2 separate regions of the Mus musculus genome follow, and region 2 is linked to region 1. The links are chromatin contacts, found by Hi-C or POLR2A ChIA-PET in ENCODE. All regions are on one chromosome and are shown on one strand. Each heading gives the region's core, a stretch centred on a gene start or an enhancer-like site at or near the end of the contact. The rest is flanking DNA. Distances are from core to core; before and after follow the strand shown. Region 1 holds the start of Elovl6 (ELOVL family member 6, elongation of long chain fatty acids (yeast)). Region 2 overlaps Elovl6 (ELOVL family member 6, elongation of long chain fatty acids (yeast)).

Region 1 (6,644 bases), core at 761-3,260:
CTTCATTTTAAAGACAAGGTCTCTTACTCATCTCCAAGCTCCTATTTCAGGTTTGTTATTTCAGGCTAGCCTTAGACTCATGTAGATCCGCCTGCCTCTGCCTCCCGAGTGCTGGGATTAAAGGCGCGCAGCACCACCACCTGGCTCACAGAGCCATTTCTAGCCAGCGTAAGATATAAAAGATACCTGGTCTCCAAAAATGAAAATACACAGGAGGAGTTCCCCGTCTCAGCCTCAGAGGTTCTGGGACTCTGAACTCAGGTCCTCATGCCAAGCCATTTTCACAATGTGGTGGCAATACCTCTTTCATTCCAGCACAAGGGAGGCAGGGGCAAGGAGAGCTATGAGTTGGAGGCCACACTGATTGATCTATTGCTCTACTGTGCAATTTCCAGGATGGCCAGGGATACACAGAGAATCAAAAAACAAAAACAAATAAAAAACCCAAACAAAAACAAAAACAAATGACATTAAAAACCCAGGGTGTCATTCTATCTCCTTGGCTGACCTGGATCTTGTTACTAGACCAGGCTAATCTCAAACTCACAAAAATCCACATGCTTCTGACTCCAGAGTGTATTAGGATTAAGGACATACCCACCCCCCAATTAAGGACATACCCCACCCTTTTAAGACTTGGGGGGCAGGGGAAGCAAGGATGTCACTGTGAAATTCAGACTCACCTCAAATTTCTGGCAATTTTACTAGCACCAGTCTTCCCGCCTCAGCCTCCAGTGTCTTCCTGAGATGATCTGACTGCATGAAATGCCCTCGCCTCATTTTAGTTGGCTGGTAGGTGAGGAAATGAACATCTTAGAGGGTATTTTCTCTCTGGTCCTAATGTACATCTTTAAACTAATAGGTTCTTAGCTGGGCTGTGGTGGCCCGAACCTTAGTCCCAGAACTTGTGAGTGAGGCAGAGGCAGGCAGATCTCTGAGTCTGAGACCAGCCTGGTTTACAGAGCCAGTTCCAGGGCAACAAGGGCTACACAGAAAAATCATGTCTCGAAAAGCCAAAAGCACCTAAAAAACCCAAACCAAACAAACAAAAAAACCCAATCTTGAAAATCACAAACATTTAAAAAACAAACAAACAAACTAATAAGTGTTGATCAGTATCTTTTGTTGGATCTAAATATTATATTATTAGGTACCTTATTGTCTCTTACTTCCTTCTTCCTTTTAGGACTAGAAAATACCATCCTCCAGAAAAATAAGGAGTATTTGGGAATGGTTGCTGTGAGCTGGTAGCCCAGGGGGAGGATTAGCATTACATAAATCCCTCTCCTACATTAATCTTTTCTTCCTAATTTCACAAGAATAAGGCAGAACTAAAGTAAAGCAGATAGATAAAGTTTTGGTATTTAGATCAGTAGGCCTAATTCTGTATGCCAAATTCCCTTCCTTTGTTCATTAATATCCCCTCCTGGTAGCCAAACCCTCTACCTAACTTCTGCCTCCTAGTCAACCTTGACTTCCCAGGTCCTCATCCTCAGCATCCTGTCTGCACGTGGTCTTAGTTCCGAAGGCTACCTGGCCCTAAGGTCAAGGTAAATCCGCGCCCAAGCTGCCCGGTGGAGGTGGTCTCAGAGGGTGCTGCGGGATCGAGGTAGTGAGGAGACTAGATCGCAAGACGTGATCCTCACATTTATTTGCCTGGAGTTCTCATGCCAGAGAACCTGGCAGATTTTACTATTTCCCAATTGTTTACTCGCCAAGCTTTCAGGTCCACGCGCCTCAGGGCTGCGCCTCTCACTCTGAAACTTCATTCAAAGGCCAGGCAGGGAGGCCCAAGAGGTGGCGAATGGGCTTGAGTATGACCTCAAGGCCACTTCCTCCCTCTTGGCGCCCTTCCCTCCCCTCCCCCAGTCCACCAACCACCTTCTTGTAAACAAAACTATCCCCCAGGGCGATGGGAGGTCTTGCTCTTCTGCGCCCTCTCGCGCAAAGGGTTAATTTTCCCGATCGCACGAGGGGGAGGAGATTTCCCTGTAGACGAGTAAAAAGCGTGATGGACAAACGTGCGGGCACTAAGACCGCAAGGCATTCATTTCCTCCTACGGTGGATGCGGACGCTGGGAGGAGAGCCCCTGAGCTAGGAGCTGGGAGCAGAGGCGCAGGCAATGCTCAACCCTGGATGTAGCTGAGAGGCTGGGAGAGAGATCGGCCAGGAGACTGACGGCGGGGCAATACCTAGGGGGGTGGGAGGGGGAAGCAGACAGGAGAGCACTCAAAATAAAAGGCTCTTTACAGATTTTTTTATTTTGTATAGAGAACACGTAGCGACTCCGAAGATCAGCCCCAATGAACATGTCAGTGTTGACTTTACAAGAATATGAATTCGAAAAGCAGTTCAACGAGAACGAAGCCATCCAATGGATGCAGGAAAACTGGTAGGTGATGCTTTCGCGAGATACTATTCCCGGGAGTGCATTAATGTCGGTATTCCTGGTCTGAGCGTGAGCGGAGCGACGGATGGATTGCCGGCAGTAGCCAGCAGATCGCGGAGTTCCAGGGTCTCATGTCTGCAGGAGACTCTGAAGCTGCATGGAAGCGTGCGGTTTGGGGGGTGCTCTGTGTGAGCCGCGGCCACGCGGGCATCTTTGTGTAGATTATATAACATAGAACATATAATATGTGTACCTGTAATAATATACGGGAGACAGAGGCATGTTACAATCCAGCTATCCCACCTGTGTTGTCTCCCTGCTTTCGCTTAGATTTGGGGGTTCTGCTTGGCCTCCCGCAACTGGAGCGTGCAAGGCAGTGGAGGGAGGACCCGGTCTCCGCTCCCTTTAACCCTCTTCAGCCCGCCTCTCTCTGGTCCTTTCCCTCTCCCCATCCCTCGTGTCCTTCCTTTCTCCTTGTAGTTCTTCCACTTTACTGCCCTCCCTTGACTGCCGCCTCCAGCCGTAGATGCCCAGGGTCCAGGACCCCTTCCCCACTCAGATTACTTTCCGGTTTCATAAAGACATCGGGGAGGAGGGGACAATGAAAACTGCAATAAAAATGAATGAACCCGAGCAAGTGGAGCCACGCCATTATTAAGTTTCTGTGTAAAGGAAACGCCTTTTGGACACGCTTCTCCGCGTGGAGCAGCAGTTTAAGTACTGGAAGGCTCCTGCCAGGGCAGTCTCGGAGGTCTTTCCCCAGAACTTCGAATCCGGGAAAACATCTTGTTTACTGAGTTCCTCCGGTCAGTCTTCTGAAAAATCCCCGTGTGGGAGGCGATCCGGTGTCACCTTGCAGTATTTTAAGAAGGGAGCTCCCTCCTTCCCGTAGACCGTGCTGTGGTTGGAGATGTTTCCCTCCGGTTTAGTGCGAGCCCCCTCGATCTCCCCACCCCCACCCCACCCCCTCTGCGCCGCGGCCGGCCCTCGGGGGGCTTCCGGGCTCCGGGAGGTTCCGCTGCCGCGTGCGAGGGCGCTCGCGACCTGCCTTCCCTCCCTCCATTCATCAATGGGAAACCGGAGACGCCGGCGCTCCCGGGCTGGAGCGGGTGGTGGCAGCCGCCGGGGGTTCGCCTTCTCCAGCCCGATCCCGGGCTTGCTGCTCCCGCCCCTTCTCGCCCGCGGGGAGCGCGCCCACCCTTGGCCTTCAGCTTGCGAGCTGGGCCCTTGGGCGGTTTACGGCGGCGGCCGGGCGGAGCCGAGACTCCGGGGCGCGCGAGTTCGGGCCGCGGCATGGCGGCTGCCTGGAGGCCCTGAGCCCCAGAGCCAGCCTGGTGCGGTCGCCGGCGTGCTCCTGGACACCGAGGACGCGGGCCTGGGTCCCGAGCGCGATTACACCCCCGGGGAGTCTGGATCGCCCCGTAAGGGGGAGGCCATAGGGAGGCCCGAGCGCTGCAGGAAGCCCAGCCCCCTCGGGCTGGCGTTCGGGGGGTCCTAGCGGTGCACTTCCTCCCGTTAGGGGCTTGGGGGGGAGGGGGGGCTGTGACCCGAGCTCAACCTGCCAACCTAGGGCTCCGATCTTCTCTGAGACCATTTGTCACCGTCCCTTGCAGGGCTCTAGCCTGCCTTCCTGCCTTCCTCCTCCAGTAGCCCGCAGCTCGCGTCTCTAGCTTGCTGCATCCCGGTTGGGCCTGTCATTCCGGAGCAGGCATTCCTAGCCTCTGCAGGCGCATGGCACTCAGTCTGCCCTGCTGCTGCACCACCCTAGTGCATGCTGTTTGTTGCCCACCCCACCCCACCCCCTTTTCCTAAGGTACCCCAGGACCATTTCCCGCCTCTTTCTCCAGACACTCAGTTAAGTGACTTTCACTCTGTCAGAACTAGACAGGTCCTTGGTCCTCGTGGGACTGAAAATATCCCAAATCCATGAATTTCTTTTCCCTTGTTATTCTTTGGCCACTATTAACTCCTGAACAGTACTTATGTTCTTCCTGACAATGTATTTTCATTATCTTATTTTCCTTATTTCTTATTTTAAAGGTGGCTCCTAGCACATCGTGGGCTGATGTGATGAACCTTTTCTGGTCTTTTTTTTTTTTTTTTTCTGGTCTTGATTTTGCAAAGCATTTTGCAAAATCTTACTTTGTACAAGGCAGATGCTTACAAGGTCCAGCGATTAAAACGCTCATTTGACCGCCAACACAACCTGCTCATATCCGTGTCTGGATTCAGCATGCTTGGCTTGCGTTTTGAACGCTGTTCTAGTCACACTGTAGAATGGATGTTCTTCCCGTCTTTTGATCGTTGGCTTTATAGTTTTGGATAGCTTATTACAGTGGATAAGCTTATTACATCTCGTCCGTGCTGATCTTAGCCACTGTCCCTTTTCACTTCACGATTCTAGTTCTCTTGGAGCCTGATTTCAGAACTTTCCCACCCGCTCTCCGCAACCAAAATGTCTTGGTCGTAATGAAGGTTCTCTTCTCATGTCATTAGACAGGAATCCCATCATAAAGGCTTATATATACCCTCTTGCGAGGGGAGTTGAGGGGCTCCAGAACCATCAAGTCTCACCTTCACCTGTCCTTGTCACTTAGAATGGTTTGAAATAGCTTCTGGAAGAAATCAAGTATAGAAGCCTGTGTGCCCTGTCTTTTGAGAACCTATTTGTAACTGTTCTTTAAAATCTGCTAGACCTAGTCTAAACAAAGTTGCTAATTGTAACAAATCTCTAGTAAGCTGAGTTGCCAGGGCCTCTGACCACCGCTGGGGTCGAGGTGGGGGTTGGGGGAGCCAGGCACGGGTCCTTACATTACAGTAGTCTGTATATAGGAACTAGCCTCATTTAGGAGCACTTGGAATAAGGAGTTGGTAAGACCAGCCCTATAACGCTTTACCTTAGTTACCTCAGCATCCATTCACGGAATGGGGCCCCAGGTTTCCCAGTAGCCTATGTGTAAACTCAGCTGGCTAAGCTGAGACAACAAACTCGTGACATTTATTGCTGCCTTCATTGTTTAACCTGATACTCACTGGCCTAGATAATGAAATATTGTAGACATTTATTTTTGTAGCAAATGGTTTCATAAGAGACTAGACTGCAATGACAATTTCAGTGCAAAGTAGTAAATATGTATTCCCTTAGAAAATCACCCTGTGTGATTGATTTTCTTGTAACTGCCGCCCAGTTAAAAGTCACCTGGGTAATATGATCCGGTGCAGTTTCTAACATGAGGTAGGGAAAAATGCCTGCCTTTTAGCTCCAAATAACATGTCCCAGTTCCAGTTTTAGACTGGAAAGCCCGTGAATGGATGCTATTAAAGCATCCATGTAGATAGACATTTTGTTCTTTTATGTCCTGGCTGGCCATCACTTGTGCTCACTAACAGCCGACTCAATCGGTAAATGCTGCTAGCGAGGAAGCACGGTCACCCAGCCATCGGAAAGGCTGGAAAAGAGACAGCGGATTCATTGAGAAGGAATCCTTCTCCCCTTGAGCCGCCTGCCTGCCTGCCTGCCTGCCTGCCTGCCAGGTTTGTGCTAAGACTGGATGCTAGTTGCTCCGGTTGTAATTGCCTGGCCAATGATGATTATGTTCTGATGTCGGCTGACACGGCATTCACCAATAGGAAAGCAGGAGGCCTGTGCTGACTGCTGTAGCATTATGTATGTGGGGTGACGTCATCAAAGGGCTTGCCTAGAATCTCTTGAAACCCTCCCCCCTCTCCTGGCATCCTCCACTCTTGCAGCTTTGAGTGCTTTGTATACTTTTCTGATTTTCTCCTCTCCTCCTGTGGTGATTTCTAGAAGGCTTTTTTTGTTTTGTTTTGTTTTTCCATATTTGTGTTCTGTATTCTAGGGTTATGAGACAACACAAATTTATTTTTACTGAAGGGGGAAAATGGACTTTAAAGAGAGCTACATCGTGTCTCTACAGTCTTGTGTATGAAGTTTAAAAAGCATTGTAAACCAGTGTTGGCTGTGCACATTTTCCAATGGCTAGATTTATGCTGTTTTTCCTGTGGGGACAACAGCTCTGAGTTGCTGCAGAATTTTTCCATGTAGCTTGGCTGTGTGCACCTGAGGAATGTGCTGGGAATCCATGGACTCTGTGGTGTGGTACAGGATAGGCTAGGGTTTTACCAGGTGGTTATTAAAGTTACCCGGGATGGGATTGGCTGTCAAGACAATACTGTGTTCCTATTGAATTCCATGTGTAGCTGTCACTTATTTTGAAGAATCAGACCTCATGT
Region 2 (6,820 bases), core at 3,221-5,720, 59 kb after region 1:
AACTGGAAGGTGAGCTGGTTTTAAAATAATATCAGAGCCTTTGTTTTAACTTGGCGAATTTGACTTTTTTTTCCCTTTACCATCTTAATTATCTTTCACTGGGTAGACTACATTGGAAACTAATGACTGTCTTAGCCTCTTAATATTTAGCTCACTTAATCAGGGCTAGGATGAGAGTCCGGAAGCCAAGCCCTTCCTTCTGTCCTCCATGGCACTCATCACCAACCCCCTTCTTTTCCTATTCGCTCAAGTGCAACAGAGGTCATATTTACATACAAATTCAGTTCTCAGTGCCTGGTCAGCTTACCACCCATAGAGGAAGCCACAGCTCCTCTTTTTTCCTGTTGGCAAGGAATCGTAAAACTCACTTGCTGTGCTTTCACTCGAGGATGAGACGGTCGTGGAGGTTCATCTGCACAGCATAGATAGGCCCTCAGAAAACACTTCTGAAGAAATGAATGGCTTCAGCAGAAAGCCTGTGGGCTAGGTCACACTGGGACCAGATCCCTGCTATGTGACACTAACCCCGCTCTTCTCTGTGACCATTTTCCCCTCACTTGGTGTCACTGCCGCTGAGCCACCAAGGAGAGAGCAGTCTGTAGGTCAGAACGGAACCGGGAATCTTTGTAGGTTCTCAGGATACGGATACGTAAGCTCTGTATGATGAAGTTCCCTTTGTATTTCTCACTGGACCACAGGCCACCCGAGATCTGTGACCCATCATCTAGAAGAGCATAGCATAAATCGGTGTCCCCAACAGTGGCCCTCTGGGTCTCCTGAAGATGTCAGAATCTCTTGGCTTCCTACCCCCACAGCACCTAGAGAGTCAGAATTGCTACACTTGTTTATAATAGAATCCCTGGCTTTTAAAATGTGTTCTCTGTCTCTCTCTCTGTCTCTCTGGTGTGTGTGTGTTTCATATATTATTCTGGCTTTGAAGTCTTGATCTTGACTCTGTCTCTGGTTTATCAGAGTTACAGGTATGTGTTGGTATGTGTTAGGAAGACTGCCCATCTTCCAAGGTAACACTTACTAAATGGGTATTTAATAAATATTTTATAATAAATAAAGTAAATCCGTTACATCCATTCTTCATATTGTTGTGTTCACACACACTGCAGTAAGTTAGATTTGCTGCTGATAATTCTGGAAAATATGCATCATGTTTATAAAACAGGCAGCTCTCAGAGAAAAGCTTGCTTATCTGTCCCTAAAGTGACGTGGGGATTTGGAAATCCCATAGCCGGTTTTGATCAACATAAACAATTTGAATAATTCAGGTTAAAAATAATCCACATGCGAACTCCTTTGCCAAGCATGTTGTCTCATAATGCTCACAGAAATCAGAATCAGCGCAAAGCCCAGAGCAGCCCACGGGAACAGGAGCGGTGTTGTGGCAGACATTTCCTAAGTGTTTCATTGTGTTTGCTTCACTGTCCAAGGTGCAGATGCTAATGAGTTAGGAAGCTTCCATTACTGAACAAATACCAATAAAACAAAACTGCAAATGGAGTTTCTGCCCAGAAGTGGGAGTTCAGCTGCTAACAATCTTGATTCTGGTGTGAACCGAAGTGCACGCTCACCTATGTTTGCATACACACAGCTCATGTACAAATACAGGCACGGAGCTGCCTTTGATACCTCAAAGTGATTGCACGTGATGTTCTCATATGCCGATCTAAGATGCCTGGGGCCTTTTAGACAGGTTGAGCCTCGGTGAGTACGTGGAGGGATTACTGTCCTCAGCTCACACGATACAGTTCCACTTCAAGTCAACTGCCAGAATGGATGATGGCCAAGCTGTTGGTTGATTTGACTTATTACTTATCACTTATTACTGTGTTACTTTCATTTTCCTAAGGGTTTTCATGGGACCTTTGTCCTTTCCTTTTTTCCTTGGTGGTGGTGGTGGGGGGTGGTGGTGGCAGAGGTTGCATCCTGGGCTTTTCTTAAGTTGATTCTAATATGCTCTGACTTGACTAACTTAAGAACTAATAAAGGCCAAGATACCCAGGAAATGTGTGCAAGAGTTTTGAGTTCTGTTTTCTTGCTCTTTCCCGTGGGTTAGGTCAAGTCAGTGTTTTTATAGGAGGCTGTATAGATGTTATTGTGTAGTGGGGTGTGTGTGTGTGTGTGTGTGTGTGTGTGTGTGTGTGCACGAGCTTGAGTGTATGTGGTGATTACTACAGAATTCTTGTGACAGGGTTTTATTTACGTTGTTCTGGGTATCATGAAGAATCAAGAAGCCAGGCCTTGATTAGAAGGTGGGGATTTCCTTCACAAGGTGTGTTTCAGTCACAAGTCCATGTAACCTAATGCAGACCTTGAAACCTCACTGATGGTGTCATGCAATCTCCCTTGTCTCTCACTCTCTCTTTCTCGAGTGTTGACTCACAATTCAAGATGACAACTGGCAGGAGCAGGTCTGAGTCAGACCAAGGCAGAGAAGCAGAGGACCAAGACTCACACACACCCACAAAAGGGTGTGTCGTCAATGTGAACATGTTTTCAAATGCTTTCTCAAAGGCATGCCAGCCAGCCACTTGTGCCTACGTTGTCATTGCTGCAGCTCTGTCATTTGGCTGTCTCCATTGTCATGAGGAGGAAAAAGCAAGGCTGAACTGTGCTGGTGGGGGGGAAGTTGAGTCAAGGTGAGCCTTCATCGAGCCTGCCCGGGAGCCATCGTATGGGGCAGTCTCTTGGAAGACTCAAGGACTTCTGAATACTCTTATTTAGCTGTCAAGAAGGAAGAGAGTTCCACCATGCCCGGTTTCAAAACATTTGTCTCTAAAGCTCCGTGGGAAGACAACTTTATAGATTAGTTCAATGTTTGGAAATATTCTAATGTGCTAATCCTACCTTGATAGACATTTGTTTCAGTGGTTTTAAATCAGTTTACAGAGCCCCTGTACAATCATCCCTCACCCTGCTCAGTGCCAGGTACCCACCAGTCAGCTTTCTGTCAGTTAGCAGTTGTGTGTCCCTAAGGAAATACAGAACACAGTACTAATATTTGATATTCACAAGTATTTACTTTCTTTTCTGGGAGAAAAACACCCTCAACCTTTTGCAAAGTACAATTCAGTTTCAAAAGAAACATCTATAATCCTTTCCTCGAAGTAGATCTGTCAAATAATGGAAGATGATACTCTATTTTTTATGAAAAAAAAAAAATTGGTGTTACGTTGGAGGCCCCAAGTGGGTTATCTTGCTCAGCAATCTCATATTTACCCGGCCCCATCTATCTAGCCTTTCTTGGATTTTTAAAATCATATCGCCATGTTGCTGAGGACTTTGTGTCTTGCTTAGGAATCTAGGTGGCAGTTTTCTTAGTCCAGAAACTAGCACCATTGACACACAGGGTGGAGACGTCCGACCCAGGATTAAACACCAGAACAAGTAAGGAAGTGTCAGCTTTGACCGGGTGCCCATTGCTCATTGGAAAATACGAAGTGTGTTTGCAGAAAGCACGTGTTGAACCTTATATACTTACACCTCTGTGCGGCATGAGATCCACTTCGCTGCCAGCTTCCCACCTGGAGTGTGCTGACCTGGAACTGTAACCAACTACACACACGGAGCTTGGCTTATCTAGCCTCCGCCTCAGCCACTGCTAGGCTTCTCCTATAAGAGTGCAGGCTTTTGCTTCCGTTTCATCCCTAAGTGATACCACAAGTCCAAGCCTCGATTCCTCGATGTAGAACCATCTGTTGACTTTCAACGGCTTAGTTTTAGATGGAAGTTTGTATGGTCCACTGAAGCTGTCTTATTTAGGGTTTCTGTTGCTGTGTAGAGACACCATGACTGGCAACTCTTATAAAGGGAAGCCTTTAATTGAGCTATAGTTCAGGGGTTTAGTGCGTTACCTTTCATGGCAGAAAGCATGGTGACGTGCAGGCAGGCATGGCGCTGAAGTAGTAGCTGAGAGTTCTACATCTGCAACATCCCCCTCCCCCAAGACTTCATTTTAATTCCTAGTCTTTTATTTTCATTGTTATTAATTTTATATAGGTAATAGTAACGTTTAACTTTATTATAAACTAAAATTGGCTTTGACTTGTGGTACAGTTGCATTATCTTAAAGCTAGACAATCTGTGTTATTAACATCCACGGAGGTATTTTTGTGGGTAGGCAGTAGGTTATTTTTAGAAATACTTAAGGCAGAGGTGCTTAGAATGTGTGAACACGAGCTGGCGGGATAGCTCAGTCATTGAGTGTTTGCCATGCAAGCAGGCATGGGATGCTGAGTTAAATCCCCATTGTCCATGTAGAAAGCCAGAAGTGACTGGTGTGTACTCTGGGGAAATAGAGACACCCTGCAGCTCACTAGCCAGCTGCCATTAGGCGAGCCTCAGGTCCCAGTGACAGACCCTGTTTTCGTCACAAAACCACTTAGCCTTATTTTTTTAGATTGAAAGTCGTGTGTCATTTGTTCGCACTATAGAGGGCTTCTTCTGGTAGTTTCATTTCTGCAGTGTCACAGAAGCTTCGCTCTGAGCATGCGCTTTATGTCTGAGCATGCGCTGTACGCCGTAAAGCCACCTGTGAGCTGTACTCCCTGCTGACTCTCAAAAGAAAACTCAAAATTTCCTCGTCCTTGTCTAGAATCCGCACATGCCGAGCAAAACCAGCTTGCTCGTGCAGCAGAATCAATGTGCCTGTAGTCAAGCTCTTGTCTAATTAAGAAATGATCTTGGCAGCTTTCTTAAAGAGCCGGGGTGGGAGTGTATGTGGAAGCCGAATGTTGATGCGGATGGACTCCTCGGTTGCTCTTGAACGTATAAATTGTTCTTTCCACTCAGGTTTCTCTTGCAAAGCCAAACCTGAACTTATGAGGCCACAGACAGCTGGGGGAAGTGGCTCGGTGGACAAAGCAGTTGCCATGCAACCATGGAGCCCAGAGTTCACATCCCAGAATCCCAAGTCGAAAAGTCGAGTGGGCGTGGTAGCATGAGGTCTCTCATGCCTGTGCTCAGGGGTCACTGGGGTCAAGCTGGCTAGCTTGGCCAGCTAAACCACTGAACTCCAGGTCCAGTGAGAGTCTGCCTCAGTAAATCAAGAGCGACTGAGAAGGAAAAGATCAGGTGGTCAGGCTTAGTGGCTAAGTGCCTTGTTGAACTGTCTTGCTAGCCCAACTGGCCGTTCAGGGTAAAAAGGTCTCTAGTCACCACATATACAGATCACTCTGCTCTGTGATAGGATGGGCTCCTGGAGGACTCGCAGCTGTAGCCAATGTTCCGATTCTCTGCCCTTCCCAAATCCAGCGAGCACAAAGCAGATACTTGTAGACCAGAGACCAGCCAGACCCTTTCATAACTCCAGAGTTCCTTGGGTTGTGTGACCTGGGTTACCTTGGAAGCTTCACTGCCCTTTCAACTTCTGTCCACATAAGGATCTATGCGAGTACACGGGCAAAGGGCAGATATTAAAAACCTACGAACATGAGTTTCGAAATGGCCAAAAGGTGACGTGCTTCTTGCAGTCAAGAAGCTGGTATTTGCCAGAGGTCATTTGGGTTCACCCACTGCAGTTACATAGAATCAAGGGCTGAGTTCTGGCCAATAGCTAGTTTGGGCCATCTGCCTACTGTCCGCCAGCTTGATAGCAAAGAGGCGGAGACCAGTGTTACACACCTTGTTAGCCTTGGAGAAGCCCTCCACCTGTCAGTGCAAGGCAGAGGAACCACCTTTGTAACATTGAAAGGTGGTAACCCAATACTCTACTCTGAATGGCCGAATCCACCGCAGCCAGCACTGGCTGCCTTCTGACTGGTCGTGAAAAGAACGAGCAGCTTGCTGTCTAGTTTCAGGACTGCAGATAATGTGTGTGGATAATTACCAGTACATCATGGGCCTTTTAACTTTTTGTTTGTTTGTTTTGTTTTTTTCGAGACAGAGTTTCTCTGTGTAGCCCTGGCTGTCCTGGAACTCACTCTGTAGACCAGGCTGACCTCAAACTCAAAATCTGCCTGCCTCTGCCTCCTCCCAAGTGCTGGGATTAAAGGCATGCACCACCACTGCCCAGTTTTTTAAGGCTTTTTTTCTTCTTTTTTTGCCTTTTAACTTTTGATTGAATCAACTGAATGGATACCTGCGACTCCCCCTCCTTACTGCCCCCCAGTAAGTAATTAAATATGTACAGGAGCCCCCCCCTTCCATGATAAATAGATAGGAAGGAGAAAGCTAAATTTTTTTTTCAGAAACACCTCCTGTAGAAGGCTAATAAGAAGCGTCCTTTGTTAGCATCTCTTTCTCAGTATAAAGGCTTGAAGTGGGTCCCTTTCACCTGAGCTCAGAACCTTGTGACTTTTTGTGCTGATTTTTTTTTTTCAGTTGTATGTGTGGGGGAGAGCGTGTTATCTGTCTGTGTGTGAGTTTGGGTGTGGAGGCCAGAGGACAACTTTTAAGCCTTCCACTGTGGGCTCTACAGCTCCAGGTCAGGCCATCCATTCATCCAGTTCGTGCTTTTATTTTACCTTGAGCCAGCCCCTCCCCGCTCCCCAACACACACACACACACACACACACACACACACACACACAAATTTCTTTGAATAAAATATTCCAATTACTGCGGTACAGTATCACACCGTTCCATTTTCAGGCTGATCAAAGTAATCGGCTTTGTTTTTGGCAAACCCTTGCCTACCGAAACACGTTCTGCCCTGCTGACTTGGGTGCCCTTTTGACTTTGCTGGCAGCGGAGGAGGACCCATTAGAGGACAGGCTGTGCATTCCTTCACAGCACCGATGTCAGTTATTGCTGTCCACGATGTCTCTGCTGACTTTAATAGTCACACTGAGAAAATATGGTAGGTGGT

Evidence for each region. A loop is a pair of places that touch in the nucleus more often than their neighbours do. ChIA-PET counts read pairs that join two places held with the same protein, here RNA polymerase II (POLR2A).
Region 2: a loop to region 1 is called in a map of left cerebral cortex, with 4 times the contacts of the local background. The contact joins the enhancer-like site here to the promoter of Elovl6 in region 1. A Hi-C loop is called at or near these places in 2 of 37 maps with a recorded cell type or tissue (adrenal gland and left cerebral cortex). POLR2A ChIA-PET finds 5 or more read pairs at or near these places in 4 of 5 experiments (Patski and embryonic stem cell).

Annotation. Positions count from the first base shown.
Region 1 is chr3:129,530,376-129,537,019 of GRCm38, forward strand. Elovl6 (ELOVL family member 6, elongation of long chain fatty acids (yeast)) reads left to right here and starts at 2,011. Exons shown (of 5, transcript NM_130450.2): 1 at 2,011-2,120; 2 at 2,273-2,393. The coding sequence starts at 2,305. Gm35986 (predicted gene, 35986) reads right to left here and starts at 2,013. Exons shown (of 3, transcript NR_153368.1): 1 at 1,882-2,013; 2 at 684-789.
Region 2 is chr3:129,586,506-129,593,325 of GRCm38, forward strand. All of the region lies in intron 2 of Elovl6 (ELOVL family member 6, elongation of long chain fatty acids (yeast)), which reads left to right. Among named protein-coding and RNA genes, the nearest start is that of Gm35986, 58 kb to the left of the region's middle. Within about 2 kb of position 4,471, at least 1 of the 3 ENCODE cell types and tissues checked has a DNase peak (open chromatin) inside an H3K27ac peak, as active enhancers do.